2 separate regions of the Homo sapiens genome follow, and region 2 is linked to region 1. A link is a contact called in ENCODE Hi-C or POLR2A ChIA-PET data. All regions are on one chromosome and are shown on one strand. Each heading gives the region's core, a stretch centred on a gene start or an enhancer-like site at or near the end of the contact. The rest is flanking DNA. Distances are from core to core; before and after follow the strand shown. Region 1 overlaps PPP1R14C (protein phosphatase 1 regulatory inhibitor subunit 14C). Region 2 has its middle 41 kb from the start of IYD.

The links. A loop is a pair of places that touch in the nucleus more often than their neighbours do. ChIA-PET counts read pairs that join two places held with the same protein, here RNA polymerase II (POLR2A). Pooled maps may share reads with other maps.
Region 2: a map of Right ventricle myocardium inferior shows a loop between it and region 1 (4-fold over the local background). The contact joins two enhancer-like sites. A Hi-C loop is called at or near these places in 1 of 168 maps with a recorded cell type or tissue (Right ventricle myocardium inferior) and 2 of 50 pooled maps. POLR2A ChIA-PET finds 5 or more read pairs at or near these places in 3 of 52 experiments (A673, BJ and activated naive CD4-positive, alpha-beta T cell).

Annotation. Positions count from the first base shown.
Region 1 is chr6:150,236,933-150,243,514 of GRCh38, forward strand. The region is part of intron 3 of PPP1R14C (protein phosphatase 1 regulatory inhibitor subunit 14C); the gene reads left to right. Among named protein-coding and RNA genes, the nearest start is that of PPP1R14C, 97 kb to the left of the region's middle. Within about 2 kb of position 1,624, at least 10 of the 41 ENCODE cell types and tissues checked have a DNase peak (open chromatin) inside an H3K27ac peak, as active enhancers do.
Region 2 is chr6:150,324,761-150,331,459 of GRCh38, forward strand. It overlaps the pseudogene RNU4-7P. Among named protein-coding and RNA genes, the nearest start is that of IYD, 41 kb to the right of the region's middle. Within about 2 kb of position 2,756, at least 3 of the 41 ENCODE cell types and tissues checked have a DNase peak (open chromatin) inside an H3K27ac peak, as active enhancers do.

The DNA of each region.
Region 1 (6,582 bases), core at 374-2,873:
TAGAGTCTCTGTTGTCTAAGCTGGGAAAACTGACCATCACTGAGGGAGAAACACTGGTGGAACACTGACAGCTTCCTCAGAAGAAACACATGTGTGCTGCGCCCAGCCTGACATCCATGCCCCAGCCTGAGCACCCATGGTCTCACTTGGTGTCACACAACATACTTCTCCTCTGTCTTCAATGTCAAACCTTTCCCATGGCGAAAATGGGCGGGGGTGGGGCAGGGGGGATATAAGCTACATTTTTCTTAGTGTGGTCAGAGTAGCATATTCTTTTTTTTTGTTGTTTGAAACGGAGTGTTGCTCTGTTACCCAGGCTGGAGTGCAATGGTGTGATCTCAGCTCACTGCAACCTCCACCTCCTGGGTTCAAGTGATTCTCCTGCTTCAGCCTCCGGAGTAGCTGGGATTACAGGCATGTGCCACCATGCCCTGCTAATTTTGTGTTTTTAGTAGAGACAGGGTTTCACCATATTGGTCACGATGGTCTCGAACTCCCAACCTCAGGTGATCTGCTTGCCTCGGCCTCCCACAGTGCTGGGATTACAGGCGTGAGCCACCATGCCTGGCCCAGAGTAGCATATTCTTGATTTGAATTTGTAGACTGGAAAGTTCAGTGTAGTCTGATGATGATGATGATAACGATGATGACAGTATCAAGCACTTGTACAGCACTTACTACTCTTTAAGCACTTTTCCAAACATGTAACATACAGTAATTCATCTCATCATTTAATCCTTACAGCATCCTTGAGGTGAGGTCTTATTGTCATTGCTCCTATTTATAGGTGAGGAAAACTGAGGCATGGAGAAAATGATTCATTTCTAAGTGGTGCAGAAGGATTTGAACCCAAGTCATCTGACTCTAGAGTCCCTCTCGTAGGCATGTGGCTACACTGCTTCTTACCATGTGTGGTATGTATTGGGTGACTCCTTTCTGGCAGGAACAAGCCCATTAGGTTTTTTTTAGGCATCTGTTTCAAAGGGTTCTTCTATATTTGTAAGCCAAACCTTTTTCTTCTGTTTCTCTCCTTCTTGCATCATTATACGATCCATAGTCCTCAGGACACACGGCCCCAGCCTCATCACAAGCAGTACATGCGACAATTTGTCCACCTGCTGTTCTGTCCCTGCCCAGGGCTGAGCACAACAGCCCACAGAGAATGCTTCTGCTGAGAGGTAGATTCTAAGGTGTGGACCCAGGATCTCTTAGGTAGTATTTTGAGACATATTTGGACAAAAGCTACTGAGGCAGTGTAGAAAATAGATACTGCTTGTCTTGAAAGCTAGGTCAAGGCAAATGTTTGTTTGTCTTTTAAAAATTATGGCAGTTAGCTGAAATTGTATTTCAACTGCTAGGAAACTAGAATGGCCAGATCTTAGAAACTGGTGGAGAGGCAGTCAGTTAATAAAAATTTCCCCGGAAGGAGTGATGGGGGAAGGAGAGAGGAGAGGGTGGGAGGAAGGAAAGGGAGGGAGCTGGCCCTTCCAGAGCAGTCATTTCCGGATTCTGTGGCCTTTCAGTGAACACAGAGGTCTTTCGAGGCCTCTCAGAGCTCTGGCTGCCTTCTCCAGTCTTTGGCTGTGGGAGGCAGCATGGGAGGAGCCTGAACTGGCCTGACAGGGGCTGTCCTTTGCCCGCAGGGCACCCGTTCACCCCCAGCTGCAGCTCATGCCATATGTTGGCAGGGCCTGTGTTTCTGTGTCTTCTTTCCCAGCTGGCCTGGGAGCTCCTGGAAGGCAGGGCCTCTGCCACCTTCTGCTCTGCATCTCAGCACTTGAGTAGAGTCTGGCATAGACTCTACTTAGATTAGAGCATGGGCTCAGTACATACTTATCAAATTCAGTTGGCATCAAGAAGCCTGGATTCAAACATTTGCTTGGTGATCGTAGGCAGTGACTTGTAATGAACTAGAATATCAGTATTTTTGAACTGTAAAACCTCTACTACATTGGATTAAATACGGGACCATGTAAAGAGGCCACATAGAGGAGGCCTTCAATCAGGGTTTCCTTCTTTTTTTTTTGGCGGTCGAGCGTAAGCAGTGTCAGATCCCCATACAGAAACCACATCCACCAGGGAGTTCCTCATTGATCCTCACCCATCCTATTAGCCAGGGACTGAAACTTCAAAAAAGAATGGATTCCCTTTTTAGAATATTGCAAAAGATCATGTCTGTTGTGGTTAAAGAATTGCCTTAAATAACATATCATTTTCACTTGAATATCCTGCAACAGGGGAACACTCGTGTTCATCCTTTCTTTCAGCATGTCCAATATACGTACAAGTTACATGGGAGGAGGCTGTATAAAGGTAGTGGTGAAACATCAGCTTGGAGGCAGCCTGGTTTTTAATAAGATGTACACAGAACTTTTATGAAGACAGACATATTCTGGGACAGAAAGCAATTTTCAAATTTAAAAAGATTCAAGCCATACAAAGTGTGTTCTTTGATTACAGTGGAATTACATTAGAAATAAGTAACAGAAAGATTATCTGGAAAATCTCCAAATCCTTAGAAACTAAATGACACATTTCTAACCCACAGTCCAAAGAAGAAATTAAAAGGGAAATTAGAAGCTATTTTAAACTGAATGAAAATAAAAGCCCATCATATCAAAATGTGTGAGATGCCACTAAAGCAATGCTTAGTGCTGCTGGGGGTGGGGGAACATATAGCAGTAAATGTCTGCATCAGGAAAGGTCTCAAAGCAATGGCCTGAGCTTCCACCTTAGGAACCAGGAAAAGAAGAGCAAATTAAACCCAAAGCAAGGTGGAGAAAGGAAATAATAAAGATAAAAGCAGAAATCAGTGAAATAGAAAACAGAAAAACATGCTGGGCACAGTGTAATTACACGCCTGTAATCCCAGCACTTTGGGAGGCCAAGGCGGGTGGATCACTTGGGGTCAGGAGTTTAAGACCAGCCTGGCCAACATGGTGAAACCCCGTCTCTACAAAAAATATAAAAAATTAGCTGGGCGTGGTGGTGCATGCCTGTAATCCCAGCTACTCGGGAGGCTGAGGGAGGAGAATCACTTGAACCTGGGAGGTGAAGGTTGCAGTGAGCCGAGATTGTGCCACTGCACTCCAGCCTGGGTGACAGAGTGAGACTCCATCTCAAAAAAAGAAGATAAAAAAAAGAAAACCAATAAAGAAAATCAGTGAAACAAAAGCCGATTCTTTGAAAAGGTCAATACAATTGATAAACTTGTAGCCATAATGATAAATGGAAATAAGGAGAGAAGACACATTACTAACATTAGGAATGAGAGAGGTGACATCACTACAGATTCTATAGATATTATGCACAAGCTTGTGCCAGTAAATCCAACAACTTAGTTGAAATAGGCCTGATATTGTTACCAGTGGAGAATGTCCAGGTTCTTCGCGTTTTGAACAAAGAATTGGACAAAACACACAAAGCAATGAAAGAATGAAGCAATGAAAGCACAGATTTGCTGAAACGAAGGTACGCCCCACAGACTGGGAGTGGGCTGGAGCAAGTGGCTCAAGAGTGCTGGTTACAGAAACCTCTAGGGGTTTCCCATTGGTTACTTGGTTAGACCCTATGTAAATGAAGTAGTGGCCTGCAACCAGTCTGATTGGTTGCAGAAGGTGACCAATCAGAGGCTGAAGTGAATTTTCAAAGTTACACCCCTGTGCAGATGAAGGCTAGGCCTGTGACCAGTCTGATTGTTTGCGGGAGAGGACCTATCAGAAGTACTTTCCATTTTTCATCTGCAATGCAGAAAGTGAGGAGGGTTGGAAAGAGAACAGCCTCTGATCCTTTTGTTACCTGAGTGTGGAAAGTTAGGGTTTTCCTTTTGATTCACTTCTAGTCAGTCTGTGCAAACCAGCCTTAGTTTCCCTGCCTCCAGACCCTATTCTCCTGCCTTAACATTGTAATATAATAAGAAATACATATTTGCTCTCTGCTCCAGGTCCTTGGCACAGAACTCCTAAAACTCTTACAATTTCCTGAGCAATCAGTTGCTATGTACATCTTTTGTTATAATATTTCATCTTTGACCGCAGTTCTTGACCCAGATCTCCTAATCTGTTGGAATTTCCTGGGTGATAGGAGTGTCTTTTGTTCTAATGAGGCATGTCTTGGTGGGCACCTAAGTGGGTGCTGGTCACCAGAAAGACCAAGCCACAGTTAGAAACTTGGAACTTTCAGCCCTACCCCCATCCTCCAAAAAGAGGAAGGGGGCTGGACATAGGGTTAATAATTGATCATGCCTATATGATAAAGCCCACATAAAAATCCCTGAAGAACTGTGGGGTTCAGAGAGCTTCTGGGTTGCTGAGCATATGTATGTGCTGGGAGAGGGGCCCAGAGAGGGCACGAGAGCTCCATGCTCCTTCCCTCAAGCCCTGACCTGTGTGTCTCTTCATCTGCTGTTCATCTGTATCCTTTATCACATCCTTTATTAATGTAATAAGTAAATATAAGTGTTTCCCTGAGTTCTGGGAGTTGCTCTAGCAAATTATTGTACCCTCAGAGAGGGTCATGAGAACCTCAATTCATAGCTGGTCAGCCAGAAGTATAGGTTGACAACCTGGAACCTAGAATTGGCATCTGAAGCTGGAGTCAGGCTTGTGGGCCTGAGACTTTAACCCGTAGCATCTAACTCTAACGCCAGCTCCAGGTAAATAGTGTCAGAATCAGCCAGGCACAGTGGCTCACGCTTGTAATCTCAGCATTTTGGGAGGCCGAGGTGGGCGGATCACTTGAGGCCAGGAGTTCGAGACCAGCCTAGCCAACATGGCGAAACCCCATCTCTACTAAAAATACAAAAATTAGCTGGGCATGGTGGCACATGCTTGTAATCCCAGCTACTTAGGAAGCTGAGGCACAAGAATCGCTTGAACCCGGGAGGCGGAGGTTGCAATGAGCCGAGATCATGCCATTGCACTCCAGCCTGGGTGACAGAGTGAGACTCTTGTCTCAAAAGAAAAAAAAAGTGTCAGAATTGAATTGAATCGTAGGACACTCTGTTGATGTCTTCTGGAGAATTACTTGATATGTGGGGAAACCCCCCACCCACATTTTGGTGACATGAGGTATTCTGTGTTGAGTGTGGGAGTAGGAAAGAGAGTTTTGTTTTTGCTGTCTCATACAGGAAAATTTCTTAATAGGTATAACCTTTCAAAACCTCCCCTCAAACACACAACAAAACAAAACAAAACAAAACAACAACAACAACAACAAAAACCCTCTAGGCCCAGATGGCTTCAGTGGGGAATTTTACCAGACATTTAAGAAAGAAATTCTACCAACTCTACATAAACTCTTCCAGAAACTTGAAAAGGAAGGAATACTTCCCAACTCATGCTATGAAGCTGGCAATACCCTGATACTAAAGATAAAGATATTACAAGAAAAGAAATGTACAGACAAGTATTGAATTCAACAATATGTAAAAAAGCCATTATGATCAAGTGTGGTTTATCCCAGGAATGCAAGATTAGTTTAACATTCGAAAATCAATGTAATTCACCACTTTAAAAAACTAGGAGGGGGAAAAACCCCTCTAATCATGTCAGTAATGGAAAAGCATTAGGCAAAACCCAGCCTCTATTGCTGATACAAACAGCACACTAGAAATAGAAGTGAGCCTCCTTAAGTTGATAAAAAATATCTGCAAAAAACCTACAGGTAACATACTTGCTGGTGAAGGACTGAATGCTTCCCCCTAAGATCAGTAACATGGTCAGGGTATTCACTTTCACCACTTTTATTCAACACAGTATTGCAGCTTTTAGCCAGTACAGTTAGGCCAAAAAGAAATACAAGGCTTCTAAATAGGAAGAAGTAAAATTGTTTTTATTGATAGACAATGTGACTGTGTAGAAAATTCAATAGAATCTACAAAAAAATCTCCTAGAACTAATATGAGTTCAGCAAGCTTGCAGGATACAAGATAAATATATGAAAATCTATTGTATTTCTCTATACCAGCAACAATTGGAAATAAAAATATACTGTTTACAATAACATCAACAATATTAAATAGGAATATATCTGACAAAAGATGAACAATATTTGTACACTGGAAATTATAAACCATTGCTGAGATAAGTTAGTTCTTAACTGAGAGTAGAGATAAATCATGTCCATGGGTGAGAGGATTCATTAGTGTTGAGATGTCAGTTCTCCCCAAATTGATCTACAGATTTAAGGCAATCTCAGTCAAAACCCCAACAGGGAAATTTACAAGCTGATTCTAAAATTCCTTTTTTTTTTTTTTTTTTTGAGATGGAGTCTCACTCTGTCACCCAGGCCGGAGTGCAATGGCACAATCTTGGCTCACTGCAACCTCCGCCTCCCGGGTTCAAGCAATTCTCCTGCCTCAGCCTCCTGAGAAGCTGGGATTACAGGCACCTGCCACCATGCCTGGCTAATTTTTGTATTTTTTTAGTAGAGACAGGGTTTCACCATGTTGTCCAGGCGGGTCTTGAACTCCTGACCTCAGGCGATTGAACCACCTCGGCCTCCCAAAGTGTTGGGATTACAGGCATGAGCCACGGCACCCAGCCCTAAAGCTCTTAAGGAAATTTAAAGGACCTAGAATAG
Region 2 (6,699 bases), core at 1,506-4,005, 89 kb after region 1:
CAGAATGAGAAGGGAGCTTGGGGGGAAAAAAGAGGTGTGGGCAGGCCAGGAGGCCTCCCCAGAGCCGTCAGACCCCCTAACCCCCGACTGTGGGCCTAGCTTCCCTTGGGGCCACATGGCTGCTGAGGGCCTGTTTCCTGTGCTGGGAGGACAGCTGGGTGATGGCCAACCTCAGGTATTCCCAGGAGAATTCACTCCATTTCATTCATCAGCTTCTCTCTGAGGTTGCAAAAATGGAAACACCCTGACCTGCCCAGCCTCTGTTCCCTGGCATCCTCTTTGCTAAGTTATTTCTTTGCACATTTGAAGAGTCCAGAGGAACACAAAGCCACAGCCCCCATTTCTCTTTCCTCCCTGCTGCCTGCTGCAGGCTGGAGGCATCTGGGTGGGAGGGCACACTGGCAGCTCAGCAGGAAGGCAGGGCAAAGAGCCATGTGGGTGCTGGTGTTCTGTGACTCCTTCTAATCTCAAACATGTAGTTACCTTTCCCCATTTGCTCCCTCAGGTTCCAAGTGACCTGGAGCCCTTCCAGGTGCCGGGAACAAAAAAGGCCAACAAAGTGGAAAAGCATTTCCTGCTCTCAGAGAGTTTCTATCCTGGAGAGAGAGACCGACAATAAATATTCACTGTCAAATGGCAATGAGTGTTACAAGCAAAATGGAAGCTGGGAAAGAGGTAAAACATCTGGAAGGGTTTCAGGTTGCAGTTTTAAATAGTGAACAGGTGCCATCGGGCAGGGACTTGAAGAAGAAGGGAAGGGAGTGAGCCTGCAGATATAGGGGCAGAGAGATGTCAACCTACAGTCACAGGAGACAGCAAGTGCAAAGGCCCTGAGGTAGGAGGGGGCCCAGCCTTTTCAGGAAAAAGCCAAGAAGGCCCAGGTGTCTGGAGCAGAAGAAGTGAGGACACATGAGGAGAGGATGAAGTTCCAAAGGTGAACTGGAGATGAAATAATGCAGGAACTTGTAGGATTTTGGCTTTTACGATGGGTAAGACGGAAAGCCAGCCAACTGTTTTGAGAGTGTTGTCATCTAAATTATGTTTAAAAGAATCGCACTGGCTGGTGTCCTGAGAATAGAACAGGAGGGGCAATAACAGAAGAACAGAGAAGAGTTCGGAGGCTAGTGCCTGAGGATGCTGGCTTGGACCAAGGATGGTGCAGGGGAGGTGGTGAGAAGTGGGTTAGCAGATGTGATTTTAAGAAAGCTGAAAGAGAGAGGGAGAAACTATTTTTCTGGGATGGTGAAAACCACAGAAAGAGCAGGTTTGGGAAAAAACAACAACAACAGGACTTCAGTGTTGAGCAGACCCTGCCTCACTATTTGGGGCAGGAACCAAGAATGGCCATTGTTTAATGGCAGTTAAAGCCATTGGCCATATAATTACTTGCTCCCAATTTAAAATGTGACTAGGGGCCTGTTGTGGTGACTCACACCTGTAATCCCAGCACTTTGGGAAGCCGAGGCGGGAGGATCGCTTGAGGCCGGGAGCTTGAGATCAGACTGGACAACTTAATGAGACCACGTTCTACCAAAAAAAAAAAAAAAAAAAATTAAAAATTAGGCGGGCGTGGTGGCGCATGCCTGTAGTCCCAGCTATTCAGGAGGCTGAGTCAGGAGGACCACTTGAGCTCAAGAGTTCAAAGCTACAGTGAGCTATGAGTGCACCACTGTACTCCAGCCTGGGCAACAGAGTGAGACCGTCTCTAAAAAATAAAAAAAAAATGGCAGAAAGAAAGTACTGGAGAAAAAATTCACAGAACCTGAGATCTGGGGGAGACCCCTCTCTTAGGCCTGTTTTTTTCCCCTTTCTGTTTTAAAAACCTTTTATCCATTTTTCTTTTTTATTCCAACAAACTTCAGTCTCCATAGAGACTGTCAAAAATTGCCAGTGCCGACTGTATTTCAAGTCGTCACGGCTGGGTATTGGGAAAAGTTTTCAATTAGCAATAATCGCCCCTCGGATAAACCTCATTGGCTCCGATACTGTCACTGTGCAAAGCTTACCCATTTTTCTATGCCTGTTTTCCTCACTATAGCTTTTTGGAAATTTCTCTTTTGCTCCACTAGGAATTGGAGAGAAGAGGATTCGATGACAATCAGAGTCAGCATGAGTGTGGGTGCTGCCTGCTGCGTTTCTTTGGGACCCGGTGGGAGGTAATTGAATCCTGGGGGTGGGTCTTTCCTGTGCTATTCTCGTGATAGTGAATAAGTCTCATGAGATCTGATGGTTTTATAAAGAGGAGTATCCCTGCATAAGCTCTCTCTCTCTCTTGCTTGCTGCCATGCAAGATGTGACTTTGCTCTTCATTCACCTTCTGCCATGATTGTGAGGGCTCCCCAGCCATGTAGAACTGTGAGTCCATTCAACTTCTTTTCTTTGTAAATTATCCAGTCTCATGTATGTCTTTATTAGCAGCTTGAGAGTAGACTAATAGAGAGGGTTTGAAACGGACAGCAGGAAAGCAAGGAGGAAGCTTTCTGCTGTGTGCCTCTTGACTTCCCCTCTCTGGGTTTTGGCCATGGAGAAGATATTTTGGATAAGTTAAGGGCTACTTAAAAGTAGTTGATCTTGCCCTCTGACTAATTTAGGGGCCTGGAGTGGCTGATATCCAAGCCACTGCCACACCAGGCAAAGGGATGTCACAGATAAGTCAGTCAGAACCCCAGTAGTCAGATGCAGGCTCTCAGGAATCATTTTACCAGGATGCCTGAGGTCCTGACGTGGCTTGTGCAGGGCCCAAAAGTAGCTGGGACTCAGGCTGAGGGCGCTGCCAGAGGAAAGCTCTATTTCTGGGCAGCATAAAGCCTGTGCCAAAGGACCACAAACTAGGCTAAGTGGGAGTTTTGCCAGGCCTCTGGTAGGTCTACCGCACTGAGTAAGTGATAGTCTTCAGCCCTGAAGCCCCACCGGCCAGAGAGGCCCAGGATCAAAGGGAGAGGCAGAGGAGGAGGACACTGCCTGAGAGACCTAGCATTTTTATCAGAGACTGAACCCTGCCCTGGAGGCCCTGGCTCAGTGCCTTTCAAAGTTCCAGTTGCATGAAGGCCACCCGGAGATCTTACAAAATGCAGATTTGGATTCAGTAGGTCTACAGTGGGGCCTGAGACTGGCCAGCCCCCAGCTGAGGCTGGTGCCACTGGGCTCAGGCCTCACTTTGAATAGCAAGATTCTTTGTTATTGGATCAAATCGCCGTTGAACTGGACTGGAATGTTAACAATTTCTTCTATTAGGTAGTGGTGGAGACTCAGGGGGAGAACAAGAGTTGTAGACTCTTAACAGAAATATATATATATTTGTCAGGGTTTTCCAGAGAAACGAAAACAATAAGATGAGGTTTATTATGAGAATTGGCTCATGCAATCGTGGAGGCTAAGAATTGCCATGACATATAATCTGCAAATTAGAGACCCAGGAAGGTCAATGGAGTAATTCAGACTGAGTCCAAAGGCTTCAGTTAGGAAGAAGGCGGGAGAACACTGATGTCCCAGCTCAAGGGGAGAGAGTGAAAATGTGCCTTTCTCTGGCTTTTTTGTTCTATTCAGGCCCTCAGTGAATTCGACATTGGTGAGGGCAGATCTTCTTCACTCAGTCCACTGATTCAAATGCTCATCTGCTTTGAAAACATCCTCACAGACGCACCCAGAAATAAGGCTTTACCAGTTTTCTGGACATTCCTTAACACAATCAAGTTGACAAATAAAATTAACCATTACAAATCCACCTCTTATCAACCTGACACCCATATGTCCCTTAAAACATAATTAATCTCCAAATAAAGACAATAACAAGGTCATAATTTATCCCACAATGATACAACTATCCTGCTTGCAACTGAAACTCACTAATCCCTTCCCTGGAAGAGGAGGTAAAGTTCTTGCATAAACTTTACTCTTTGGATATCCTGTAACTTCAATAATATGATGTAAAATTAACAATACTTCAATACTGATATAAAGTCAATACATCTTATGTTACATGATAAGGGAATAAGAGGAAAGAAAATAAAGATATTTACTTCATATAGGTGTATATATATATACACACAAACATATTGGGAACAAAATAAGGAGGAATACTCATGAAAATGACAGTCCTTTCTGTAACTGGTCACGTGGTCATAGCTGGTGTTTATAACTACTTTCTTTTACTGCCCATTTTGTGTTCCCTAAGCCTTCAGCAAACACTTCACCTGGTAATGATTCTTCACCTGGTGGAGTGACCCAAATATTCATTCGTGAAGGATCTGGGCCATTTATAGCCCTGCCTGAATTGGGTTGCTGTAGTTTCCGTTGACCTTAATACTAAGAGACACACTAAGGGACCTTTTGCATTCTAGACATACTCTTTCTTATGTCCATGTTGAAGTAGCAGTCTGATTTCCTCTTGGCAGTGCAGATCAATCACCCCAGCCAGCATCATTACTCCTCTCTTAGCCTGCTGACCCAGAGGCACGAGGAGTCCAAAGTGGCTGAATGGCAGTCTTAATTTCCAGTTCAATGAACTTGTGTCTGCTGGTGGAAACATTTCTCCTTCTGGAACTAAGACCTCTAGGCAAGCAGCGAGCATAAATCCTTGGGAACGAGAAGCAAAAATCTTTGCTAGTGGGTCACTAGGGTTAATAGTCAGTGGTGCCACTATCATTTCCACCCCTTCATTCCTGGACCTGTGAATCCTGGCTGTGGGAGAAATAGAACCATATATTAGATGCTGGTTCCATGCATATACAGCCATCTGGAGAACCTTGTCCAGGCTGTGCAAGGTATTACCTCCTACCTGATGCTATAACTGAGTCTTTTTTTTAAAAAAATTATTATTGTTGTTATTTTTTATCCAGTCATACTCCTGAACCAGAATAGGTTCAAAACGCCTACCAGTAACTGAGTCTATAAAAGGCCATTCCACTGTTCTATTAAGCCAGCTGCTTCAGGATGGTGGGGAACATGGTCAGAAAGTGAATTCTTGGAGCATGGGCCCTTTGTTCTATCTCTTTCGATGTGTGGTGAGTTCCTTGAATAGAAGAAATGTTGTGTGGAATACCATGACAGTGGATAAAGCATTCTGAAAGTTCATGGATGGTAGCTGTGGCAGAAGCATTATGTGCAGGGAAGGAAAATCCATATCTAGAGTAACTGTCAATTTCAGTAAGAACAAAATGCTGCCCTTCCATGATGAAAATGGTCCAATGTAACAAACATGCCACCAGGCAGCTGGCTGATCAGCCCCAGGGAATGATGCCATACTGGGAGCTTGATGCTGATCTCCATTGCTGGCAGATTGGGCACTCAGAGGTGACCATAGCCAGGTTAGCCCTGGTGAGTGGAAGTCCATGTTGCTGAGCCCACGCATAACCTCCATCCCTGCCACCATGTTCCCTTTGTTCATGAGCCCATTGGGTGATGATGGAGTGGCTGGGGAAAGAGGCTGACTTGTATTCATAGAATGTGTTATCTTATCCACCTGATTATTAAGTCTTTGGTCACCCTTTGGTGCTTTGGTGAACATCTACATGAGGCACAAGTGTCTTCACATTTTTTTTTTTCTTGCCCATTAAGAGAGGTCTATCTACACACCTCTTTCCCAGATGTCTTGGTTACCAATTTTCCAGTCATGTACCTTCCAATTCCCTGACCATCCAGCCAAACCATTGGCTACAGCCCATGAATCAGTATATAATCACGTGTCTGGCTATTTCTCCTTCCAACCAAAGTGCACAACCATATGCTCTGTCCAGACTTCTGCCCATGGGGAAGATTTCCCTCACTATTGTCCTTCAGCAATGTTCCAGAAAGGGGCTGCTGTCATGCTGCCATTACTGCCCACTTTCAAGTGGTGCCTGCGTATTGTGCAAAACCACCTGTAAACCAGGTCCAAGTCTCTTCCCTGTGATGGACTTACTTGTGTCTGTAGGGGCTGCTCAGGCCCTGGTATGTATATACCCCTTCCATTTGATGATGGAGTGCTGCTGTGCATGCCTAACTTTATGGCTTGTTAGGTCCAATGTCAGCCAGTTCATGATGGAGAGCCCAGATTGCATGGGAACTTGGTGGCTCACGGTCAAGTGTTCAGTTTTTACTAAGGCCCAGTAGCAGGCCAAGAGCTGTTTCTCAAAACGAGGGTAGTTATCCATGGATGGCAGGGCCTTGCTCCAAAATCCTAAAGGCTTCCATAAGATTGATTTACAGGGCCCTGCCAAAGACTCCAAACAGCATCCCTGTGTGCCATCGACACCTCAAGCATCATTTTATCTGCTGGATCATATGGCACAAGTGGCAGAGCAGGTTGCATGGCAGCCTGGACCTGTTGCAGGGCCTTCTCCTGTTCTGGACCCCACTCAAAACCAGCAGCCTTTAGGGTCACTTGTTAATGGGTTGGAGTAACACACCCAAATGTGGAATATGTTGGCTCTCAAATCCAAATTTGCCTACCAGGCATTGTGCCTTTTTCTTGGTTGTAGGAGGGGCCAGATACAACAACTTATCTTTCACCTTAGAGGGGATATGTCCCACACCACTGCACCCCTAGCAATTTCATTAAGAAAGAAGGCCCCCGGATTTTAGTCAGATTTATTTCCTACGCTCTGACATGCAAATGTCTTACCAGTAAGTCTAGAGTAGTTGCTACTTCTCACTCACTAGGTTCAATCAGCATAATGTCATCATGTAATGGACCAGTGTGATATCCTGTTGAAGGGAAAG